Regions from separate parts of the Mus musculus genome. Here region 1 is linked to region 2. The links are chromatin loops, found by intact Hi-C in ENCODE. Cell type or tissue: heart. All regions are shown on one strand. Links, peaks and the distances in the headings refer to the core of each region. The heading gives the core; the rest is flanking DNA. Region 1 holds the start of Dmxl2 (Dmx-like 2). Region 2 holds the start of Idh3a (isocitrate dehydrogenase 3 (NAD+) alpha).

Region 1 (5,376 bases), core at 106-5,105, 85 kb before region 2:
CACCTGTACTCACCTGCAAGGACCCACACACTAGCATACACACATACACATAATTTAAAACAAAATAAATATTTTAAGATATGGGCTTTGGTTAGATCACTATGACACAGAGGGATCAATGTGAGGAAAAGAGTCAAAATGAAAGACAGTAAGTAGTAGGATATCTGACAATGATTCTTTATGTGGCTCCCAGGAGAGACTATATATTCCTGGGGAAGGGGCGTGATGGAATAGTGCAAAAACAAAAAAACAAACAAACAAACCCACCCCCCTAGCAGCTATGAGAAGCAATGAATGGCTGGGATGAGTGGAAGGCATCCATCCCATTTGGAAGCTTCCACACTAACACAAGGTGGCGAGTACAGACACTGAAAGGGGTGAATCTGGTAGGCATTACACAATCAGACTCGGTGACAGAATAAATTCAAATGGGAACTATGGCCACAGATGGCCTGTGGCCTGCCCGCACCTGCAAAGCACTGATGGTTCTTACACTGACTGGCCTTTCCAGGCAGAATCTAGTTTAACTCTGTAAACCAGCTCTGCCGGGAGCTAAGAGAAACACTATTTTTTGGTGTTGTTTCGTTTATCTTAAGCATAGATTCATACCTCTACCACCTAAGTACTACAGGTGTGTGTGCCACCACACCCAGCTAGTGCCTCACTTTTAGATGAACCCGGTAAACTACCAGCACCCCACAAGGGGAAATCTCCATAATCGAAAATCCAGATTTATTTCTTGAAGGAAACTCTCTTATGATCCTACGGTAGGTCCTCCTCCTTTCCTGAAAGACACAAAGGTTATGTGTGTGTGTGTGTGTGTGTGTGTGTGTGTGTGTTTTCTCTCTCTATTCTCCAAACAGCCTCCACACACTTAAAGACCAAGCTCCAGCCTATGTTAATATTATTGGGCTGGTATTTTTTTTTAACGATTTTCATTGTGGGGGAGGGGCAACCCTGAATACACAGTAAGCATATGGAGGTCAGAGGGCAACCTGGCATGAGTTTGTCCTCTCCTTCCACCATGTGAGTCATGAGGGGGTTGAATTCAAGTCTCTAGGTTTGGTAGTAAGCACCTTTATCCAGCAAGCCATGTCACAGGGCCCTAGACTGATGTTTTAAGTCACATGTGTAGCAAACTCAGCACCACTGATTAGTGAAAGAATAATATGTCAAACAACCCTATTTTTAAAAGTATTCTTTCAAAACTAGAACAAACCTGAGCTGACTACATCTTAAAATTATTAAGGCCAAGAAGCAACCTTGTTGAGGTTTTTTTTTTTAAATGAATCACAAAACATTAAAAACAGATAAAGTGTTCCAGAATGCAGTGCTACATAATGATTCTGCAGTTTTGCTGTAATTTTTCCTGCAGTTTTACAAACATGCTGCTGTAGACATCAAATCAAATGGTTCCCGTTGTCTAAAAAGCATATTACTAAGCAATATCCAATTTAATTAAGCATAATGATTATCAATATGTACTTAATAGAGGTCTCACTAATACAATTCCTTCTAAGAAGGACCATGTATATACTTAATATAAAAAACATTATTAATCCGTGTGAATCTTACAAAATAATCTCTGGGAGAGCTTGATTTTATCAGCCTTTTCTCAAAAAAGGATTGATGAATCCCACCCATCTGGCTGAGAAACTGACTATGTCGTGTAGGGAGGTGCTGGTTTCCAAAACGCTATGTTTACATACATTTTTATCACACGCCCAAGGAAAGTCTTAAAATGTAACACTGCTTCAGGCTTTAAAAAAATTAAAAAAAAAAAAACTAGCTTGCAAAGATTAAGTTAATACCTGAAAGGATTACCGAAACGGAACCCTGAGCTAGATAAGACAGGCCACTCATGAAAAGGTGACTTCCATTCTAACTCTTTCAGGGAGAGAGCGGATTTTTCTATTCCCGTATGCTAAAATTCTACCTAGGGAGATACAGAGGGCGCGTTTAAAGCCGCAGGCAGCTCGGGAGGCCAGGGAGCAGCACCGCCTCCATACCCTGAGACCAAGACCGTTCGCTGCCAGCCAGGAGCAGGTGGAAGCCGCCCCGGGCTTCGGCCGCTGCCAACACCTCCCTCCCGGCACCGCAGACCCCGGGGCTGCCCCGAACCTTCCATCCCCGCCACCCGCGCACTCACCGGGCGGGCGGGCGGGCGGACGAGGGCGGTGATTCCTCATCCTTCCCCTACCCCCGCCCAAGCCCAGAGCCCAGGGGGCGTGGGTGGGCTCGTCGCTCACGGCCCTACGGGAGGCCCCAGCTCTGCTCACCGTGAAGGGGACGTCCCCGACGCTGCCCACCGAATAGCAGTTGTCCCCAGGGTTGACAGCCCCGGTGAGGACCTGATGCAGATGCATCTCGGGATTCCGGCTGGAATGAGCTCTGCGCCAGAGGAGGACGAGTCCCGCGCCCGGCCGCAGCCGCTCTTCCTGTGCGTCCTCGGGACTCAGCGCCCCGCTCGCCTGTCGTCTGCCGGCCGCCGCCCGGCCATGAGAGGCTCCGGCCGCCGCAGCCCGACCGCCGCTCGGCTGCGGAAATGCCCGGATGCTCCCACGGCCTGCCGCACCGGCGCACAGTGCGGGCGCAGGGCCGCGGCGCGTGCGAGGCGGGGGCGGCGCCGGAGAGCGCGCAAGCGGGGCGCGTGCGAGGCCGTCACGCCGCGCGCCAGGGAGAGGCCGGCGCGCGCCCGGCGCGGGGACGCGGCGCGCAGGCAAAAGAACGCGCTCACACGGGAAGCCACGCTCTCGGCGCCGCGCGTGCGCGTGCGCGCGCCACCGTCTCCAGGACAACTGCGCGCGCCGCGACGCGCGGACCCTCTGTGCCGGTTGCGCGCGCAGACCTGCGGGAGTTCCCTGGGAGCCCGGGGCCCAGACCTCCAGGGGCGGGGCCAGGGGGCCGGCCTGTTTTGCTAAGTGTTTAAGCGTCTCTCGAGGACAGCGCGTGCTGGTCAGTACCGCTGACCTCAGGGGAAGGACACTACCATCACTGGGCAATCCCATGATCTTAAGGTCCTTCTGTCTACTTTAAAGTATGCAGCATCTTACAGCCTTTAAGGGATGCTGAACTCCCCCGACAGCAAATTGTTGTGCTCACACTTTTTCTCACACGTCCCCCTAGAGACCGGTGATCCCTCTATCTAAAAGTGTTTTTCCCCCAGGGTATGATGTCATGAAGTCGCAGAATCGCCTGCTTTTCCAGGCTGTCTGCTAATTTGAAATCAGATCCCTGCCCCCACTACACACACACACACACACACACACACACACACACACACACACACCGGGTCAATTCTTTGCGATTTTTAGCTCAGGTTGTAGAAAAGAAACCGCGGCACGGAACAAAGGTTAACGAGGAAAATTTAAGACCAAACACGCACAAGGCTTACAAAAGATACAAAAATCGATGAGGTTACAATATGTTAACTAGGGGGCTGGAAGGATCTCTCTGAGGACATAGAGTAATGAGTCCCTGGATTCAATTTTGACAGGCTAGGAGCAACTAGGAATAAAGCATTATAATAAAGAAATTAGGAGAGCTAGAAAGTAAAATGTACGGGGGAGACACTAAGTTCAATGCTTGAGGCAGGTATATCAGTTAGGGGAAAGATATGATAGTTAACAAGAAATACACGCACCCAGGGGGGCTCTATGTCCAGGGCTTTCGAGACACTGAATCCACTGAGAAGCCCAGATTTTGTTCTGCCTGTCCTAAAGGCTATCTGCTACTTCTCAGCTGAAATGTATAATCAGGTGAATGTGCCGAGGGTGGAGAATGGAGGCAGATTCCGCATGTTTACTGTTCCGGGAAAGCAGCATCAGTAATCAACTAATTCCCAGCGACCTAAGGCATATCCCTTTTCATCTATAGTGGCATAAACCCCCAGGCTAAGATCTCGGGGAGGGGGGGAGTCACTCCCCACCTCCACCCATCCATTTCTCTTCACAATCCATGCACCTCACCGGCTCCCCAGCCCTCTACCTGTGGCTCCGCCTTCACGGCTTCTCGCTTAACTACCCTAGTTGCCGCCCATGTGCTGTCTTCAGTACATTCTCTCTCCAATCCATCCAGAGAAACAGTCTCTGTTTGGTTTAGGGCGTACTGGGAAGCGAAGCCAGGACCTGGCCCCAGCTAGGTAAGCCCTCTGTCACTGAGCTACGCCATCAGCCCCGGAGAAACCATTTTAATCTGTAGTTGCTCCCTTTCCCTAGAAGTTAAAAGTCCACATTCCTCAACTTGTTTGACAATCCATTCAATCTAGTTTTGCCTAATCTCCCTGTTTTAGCTCAGGCTGTTCTATTACCCACTAGTTTCCAGCCCCCCTGAATCAATGCCGTTCTTCAGAGCATTCTAGGGTTTTTTTTGTTCTTCCCTGACTTGACTCATGTTCTTTGTACTCTCTGTAATGCCTTCCTCCCCTTGCTGATCTGAGACACCATGACTATCTCCAAATACCTTATGGCTTCCTCCTTTGTGACACTCATAACCCACCCCCAATAATATGTTTGTCTATGCTGTGTGTTTGTTTACTAGATTCCATAGACATTTCAAGTTAAGGTCAGTATTTAATTTTCCCTAGTACTAGGATTGTAGAACTTTATTGACATATAAGAGTAAAAGCTAAATAACAGCATCCAGCCAGGCATGGTAGCACATACCTATAATTCCCAGAATTACAGAGCCTGAGGCAGTAGCAATACTTTAAATTCAAGGCCAACCTAGAATACATACCCAGATCCTGTCTCAAAAAACCAAATCCTCATACTAAATTTGTTGTCATTTCTATCTCTTTTGTAAATCTCATTTTATTTTTTTTAAAGATTTATTTATTTACTATATGTAATGACACTGTAGATGTTTTCTTCAGACATTTTTTCTTCTCGCTCTGGCCCAGCCCCTCTTACTCACTGTAGCTGTCTTCAGACACCCCAGAAGAGGGCATCAGATCTCATTATGGAAGGTTGTAAGCCACCATGTGGTTGCTGGGATTTGAGCTCATGACCTTCGGAAAAGCAGTTGGTGCTCTTAACTGCTGAGCCATCTCTCCAGCCCCATTTCTATCTTTTTATTTCTATCTTTTGACGCTACATGCAATTTACTGAATTCTGGGAAATCATTGATTCTGTATATTTAGTGATAAACAGCTGGCCATGAATAAAAAATAGAAAGCTATGTGACTAAAAAGAAACACATTAAAGATATAACAGAGAGCAAAACAAAAGTTATCATGACCAATGAAGTTCCATGTTGTGCATAAATAAACATGAAAATAAATACTAGAGATGTTCCTTTGTCATATTAGCTTCTATTGCACACGCAGGCATAGCATATATCTGTAAAAACTGTATAAAGTGGCCAAATACAATTAAT
Region 2 (5,376 bases), core at 315-5,314:
TCTCTCTGATTCTCCTGAATTGCTCTGCTTTACTTCAAACTAACTCTAGCAATCTGTTCTAATCTTCTGGCTCCTTCTCATTTTCTGGCTTGTTCTATCTCTGCCTGTGTCTATCTTCTACTCTTCTCAACCTGTCTCTACAAAACTTTCTGGGTAAAACTGTCTCCTCTCTCCCTCTGCACTGTCCCCTGCACCCCCATAGCTTCCCTTTCCTCTCTATTCTCGTATTCTCGTGAGAGTTGGGGAGATCCTATTCTGTCAAATCTTTCTCTGACTCAGCACTTTGCCACTCAGTAGACATCACTTTCTTTTTTTTTTTTAAAGATTTATTTATTATTATATGTAAGTACACTGAAGCTGTCTTCAGACACACCAGAAGAGGGAGTCAGATCTTGTTGGGGATGGTTGTGAGCCACCATGTGGTTGCTGGGATTTGAACTCTGGACCTTCGGAAGAGCAGTCGGGTGCTCTTACCCACTGAGCCATCTCACCAGCCCCAGACATCACTTTCAATCATGGGTGTTTCCTTCTGCAAACTAACTTCATCTTCATTCATTATTTGGAATTAAAGGAAGTAATAAGTCATTTCTGTATTCCAGCTTGAGGGATTAATGGTGTGTGCTAAGGCTGAGCCACACCACAACTAGAAAATGGTTTTCCAAGTAAACAACACAGTCTTAGAGTTCACAGTGTGATCAAATATCCTGCAACAAAGTTTCTTTGTGTAGCCCTGGCTGTCCTGAAACTAGCTTTGTAGGCCAGGTTGGTCTCTAACTCAGATCCAACTGCCTCTGCCTCCTGAGAGATAGGATTAAAGGCATGGGCCATCACTGCCAGTCTGCAAACTCTGATTTGTCCTCAACATGGTTTTTGTTTTTGTTTACCACGTTGAAACATAGAAACTGGGGTAATCTAAACCTGTGTTTCCTGGCCTTAGTTACTTATATTTGGTCAGACTAAACCCCCTCTTACTCTTTTTGAAGTAAGAGTTATAGTGTGTAAATGGAGAATGTGAGTGTGGTGTGTGTGTGTGGGGGGGAGAGAGAGAGAGAGAGAGAGAGAGAGAGAGAGAGAGAGAGAGAGAGAGGGAGGGAGAGAGAGAGAGAGCGCTTGAGTGCTTGAGTGCTTCATGGCTTCATGGTAGGTATCCTTACCTTAGCTTTTGAGACAGGTCTCCCACTCACTAAACAACCTGGGGCTCATCATATCAGCTAGGCTGTCTGGCAATGGCAGCAGGATTCACCTAGCTCTGGATTTTCATTGCTGGGGTTATAGATGCTCACTCTTTCCTGACTCTTTACATGGGTACTGGGTATTGAATTCAGGTCCTCATGCTTTTGAAACAAGCACCTAACCCACTGGGCCATCTCCCCAGCCCAAGAGCTGTGTTTTCTGAATTTATTTTATGAAAACACTTACATTTGCTAAAAACTTCAGATTGTACATTTACATCAAGTACTTTTTAAAAGATTTGTCTATTTTATGTATATGAGTGTTTTGTCTGCATGTAGGTGCCTGTGCCATATTGGTATCTGGTGCCCTGTGAGGCCTGAAGAAGGTACTGGATCCTCTACATCTGGAGTTACAGACATTTGTGAGCCATCATGAGGGTGCTGGGAACTGAATCCGGGTCCTCTGCAGACTAATAAATGCTTTTTATTCAGTAAAGCTATTAAAAAAAAATAAAAATTAGCCAGATGATGGTGGAACACGCCTTTAATCCCAGAACTCGGGAGGCAGAGGCCAGATCTCTGTAGGTTTGAGGCCAGCCTGGTCTAGCGAGTGAGTTTCAGGGTAGCTGAGGCTATGCAGAAGAACCCTGTCTCAAAAAACAAAACAAAAAAATGAAAATTTAAAAAAAAATGTAAGAATCAAGTTAGGCGAGGTGGTGCATGCCTACAGTCCCTGTACCTGGGAGATAGAGGCAAGAAAAGAGGAACCCCTGGCAGTCCGGGGTTCAAACCCAGCCTCAGCTACATAATCAGTTTGAAGCTCCATGATACTGTCTTAAGAAATGAAACAAAACAAAACAATGTTTGAAAATAAGCAAGATATTTGTCCCAGTGGGACCGCAAAGTTTTAAGGGGCGCACAATCCCCCAAATAAAGAAGGCTGATTGGTCCCCTAATAGGTCGGAAACAAAAAACTCATCCAAACAGCTTTTCAATGAATGAAGCGGGAGGAAGGGGAGGAGGCTTCCGGGTCGCAGCTGGGCCCGCTCCGCGCGTCATCAAAAGATGAAGGCGGTGATTGGTCAGCTAGCGGCAGCTGTGCAGCGGGGTCCGGAGCGGGGCGGTGAGCGATCGAGAGACCCGAGCTAGGGGCGGGGCCACACGGAGCCTCGGGGCGGGGCCGTGAGGGGCGGGCTTGGGAAGAGGGCTATGCGCATGCGCCCTGGTGTTGCCGCTGTCGCCGCGGTGAGGGAAGTGGACGCGATGGCCGGGTCCGCGTGGGTGTCCAAGGTGAGCGCTACAGGGCAGCAAGCTCGAGGGCGAGCAGGGAGAGTAGGCTGTGATCCCGCCTGATGGATGGCGGAGGCGAGCGCGCGGAGGCGGCTCATGGCCCGCGGGCAGTGTTTCGGGGAATGTGGCCGGCACGCCGTGCGTGGCTAGCCCTGAGCCGGGACAGCCGCGCCGGGCGGGGACGGCGTCAAGGTCAAGGCGGCCAGTACTGCTCCGGGTGTCCCCACCAGTGTCCTCCAGGATAGGTGCACAGGCCTCCCCCGGAGCCCTTGAGGGTCACAGACAGGCCACCTAGGCCCCGCGGCCCTGTCACCTGCGGGTCTCCGGGCAGCATGCCCAGGTCGCCCCTCCCTGATCCCTCAGCCTTTGACCGGGTAAACGCTGGGCGCAAGAGGGTTTTCGAGGTGAGGGAATCCCGGGCCGTTAGGCCAGCCAGATTTTTCTCTCTCTTGGAACTCTTCCTAGTCTGATGCCTGGTGCCCTGGTAGGTATTCCTCCTTCAGAGGACGCAGGGCATCGTGCTCCTTGGAGTTATACTCTGAACGTTCAGGGAGATCGCATCATCGTCCTTTCACCTTCAGTTGTTGGGACCCAGCGATCTGGGACTCTCTAGTTCTCCCTGATAGTTCAGGTACTAGAGCTGGAAGGCGCTTCAGGTTACATATGCAGTCTTTTCGTTTCCTGGTGGAGCTGACCTGCCCTCGAAGACAAATTTGCTCAAGGTCATACAGGAGGTCATTGTCATCTTTGAGAGAAACCCGAGGTATTTTGATTTTCTGTCTCTCCGGTGGCCAAGGTCACTTAGCTAATTATGGATATAGTACTGACCAGGCCGTAGGTCATCTGATGCCGTCGTGGGTGGCTCTCTAGAAGTCTGCTATAAGCAATGCAGATTTTTAAATGAAATTTGTATTGCCCTTCTCCTTTAAAGAGAGGTTTGGAGATGCACTATTGTTTATTAATAATTCAATTTAGGGGTTCTTAATTTTAAATCCTGACAAAGCCATTGGCCAATTGTGTATCCTCTGCAAACTATTTAACATCTGCGAACCCACCTGTAAGATACATGTGCTTGTGTCACAGGTATTTCTGCATGAAAGCACCTATTCCATGTAGAAGGACATGAAAGCCTGAAGCTTTCCTAGCTATCGATGTATCTGTCTTGGCAGTGATCAAGCAGACAGTGATTCTGGGACATCAGTAACTAGGCTTTTTTGTTTGGTGACTAGAATCTACGTTGTCACTATGTTCAGACCCACTTTTGCTTGAGATGCTGTTAGGTCACATTTGGTTTTAAAGGTGTAGCAACAAGTCAGTCCTTTAATGTCTGGGCTTACACACTCTACCTGATTCATGTTGCTAGGTGTAGTCAGCCTTGGGGGACTAAATAAGGCTAAGTAGTAAAGAGCGTCCTGGAAAATTGCTTTTTCCTTTAGCCCTGTAAGAAATCCACAAGAGTTCAGAACTTATTGGCCATAGGGTCAGAAGATGCTCCCCTGGGACTTGATTGCCTGTGTGACCTTTGGCAGAGTGGCCCAGGCTTTGGTTCAGTCTCTCTCAAGGGATTAGGGCTTAAGAAGGGGCTCCCGAGGTTAACTCGTGCTGAAGTACCAAATGGTATTTGGATTTTTATAGTACTGGGCTTCCTTTCAGGCAGGGCTTTGTTTTGTTTGAAGACAGTGTCTCCACTAGTCTAGCTGACGCTATAGGTAAGGCTGACCTGATCTTCCTACTTCCACCACCTTCCAAGTTCTGGAATTAGAGTTATGAGCCACCACACCCAGTGTCCGTTAAAGTTTTATTTGTTTCTTTTTCTTTTTTTTTTTAAAAAGGGTCATTTGCAGATCATAGGTGCTTTCCCAGTGAGAAAGTGAAGGTTTTAGAGGTTTTCAAGGCTCCAAAGACAATGATGAGCCTGGCTTACTTCCTACACAGTATCTCTTGGTTTGGGTTGGAATATGAAGGTAAAAAGGAAGCGAGGAGCCACAGGGTTAAGGTGATCCAGGGCCTGAAATCAAGGTCGGGAAGGTAAGGCTAGGTCCTCTTGCCTGAAAACGCGTCTCCTTGGGAATTACAGGAGTAAAATGATTCACAAGTATAGTATAAGGTGAAAGACAGTGTGTCATGTGAACTTCTCTCTGGATGGACTTTGTCAGTGCATTATTTCAGTCCAAGAACATAGAGGAGAGATGAAAATGTGGGAAATCCCAGCTGTTAGAAGACAGCCATTGCAGGCATGGAAGCTGGGATGGGAACCCTCAGCTACAGGCAGGATTGAGGATGGCCTGGCTTGTACCAGGCACTGTAGACACAGTAGCAGACAAATCATAAATGGCTTGCATGTCTTGGGATGCTTAATTACTATTGTAGTGCTGGGCCTTAAGCCTGGTGACAGGGGTACTCTACCACTGAGCTACCTCCTCAGCACCTTTCTTTCCCTCCGTTTTTAATTGTAAGATCTAATCTCAATACATTACCCAGGTTGACCTTAAACTCACTCTGAAGACCAGTACAGCAGGCTTGAGGTTTTGTTTTGGTTTTTTTTGTTTTTTAAGACGGTTTCCCTGTGTAGCCTTGGCTGGCCTAGAACTCAGAGAATTCCCTGCTATACTACCACACCAGGCTCTCCTCTGTTCAGTATGTACACTGGCTTCCCTGGAACTTGAGAAACCATGCATTGGTTTATAAGCTCACTTGCACTCCCCGTTTTGTTACCCCAAAACAAAAAGCATAGACTCTGTTCACAGATCTTCCATATATAAACTCAATTTCAAAAATATCAAAAGATTTCAAAATCTTTAGTGCTGAGATTGGGGAATTGGCTCAGTCTGTAAAGTGCTTGTCCTACAAGTGTGATGCCCTGAATTCACATTTCCTGCACCTGCAAAAAATTGGGTGGTGGCACATGCCTGTA

The links. A loop is a pair of places that touch in the nucleus more often than their neighbours do. Peaks named below come from ENCODE experiments on the same cell type or tissue, not always from the same donor. Only the 100,000 strongest peaks of a DNase experiment are listed, where the experiment ranks them.
Region 1: a loop joins it to region 2, with 5 times the contacts of the local background. A loop is called at or near these places in 6 of 42 quality-filtered maps.

What each region holds. Positions count from the first base shown.
Region 1 is chr9:54,499,072-54,504,447 of GRCm38, forward strand. Dmxl2 (Dmx-like 2) reads right to left here and starts at 2,555. Exons shown (of 44, transcript NM_172771.2): 1 at 2,280-2,555. The coding sequence starts at 2,366. In heart, for the core only: no CTCF peak of the experiment used is centred there; a DNase peak (open chromatin) is centred at 2,830; H3K4me3 peaks cover 2,907 bases; H3K27ac peaks cover 1,469 bases; H3K27me3 peaks cover 964 bases.
Region 2 is chr9:54,584,082-54,589,457 of GRCm38, forward strand. It overlaps Idh3a (isocitrate dehydrogenase 3 (NAD+) alpha), which reads left to right and starts at 2,430. Exons shown (of 11, transcript NM_029573.2): 1 at 2,430-2,462. The coding sequence starts at 2,436. In heart, for the core only: no CTCF peak of the experiment used is centred there; DNase peaks (open chromatin) are centred at 2,320 and 2,780; H3K4me3 peaks cover 3,073 bases; H3K27ac peaks cover 1,913 bases.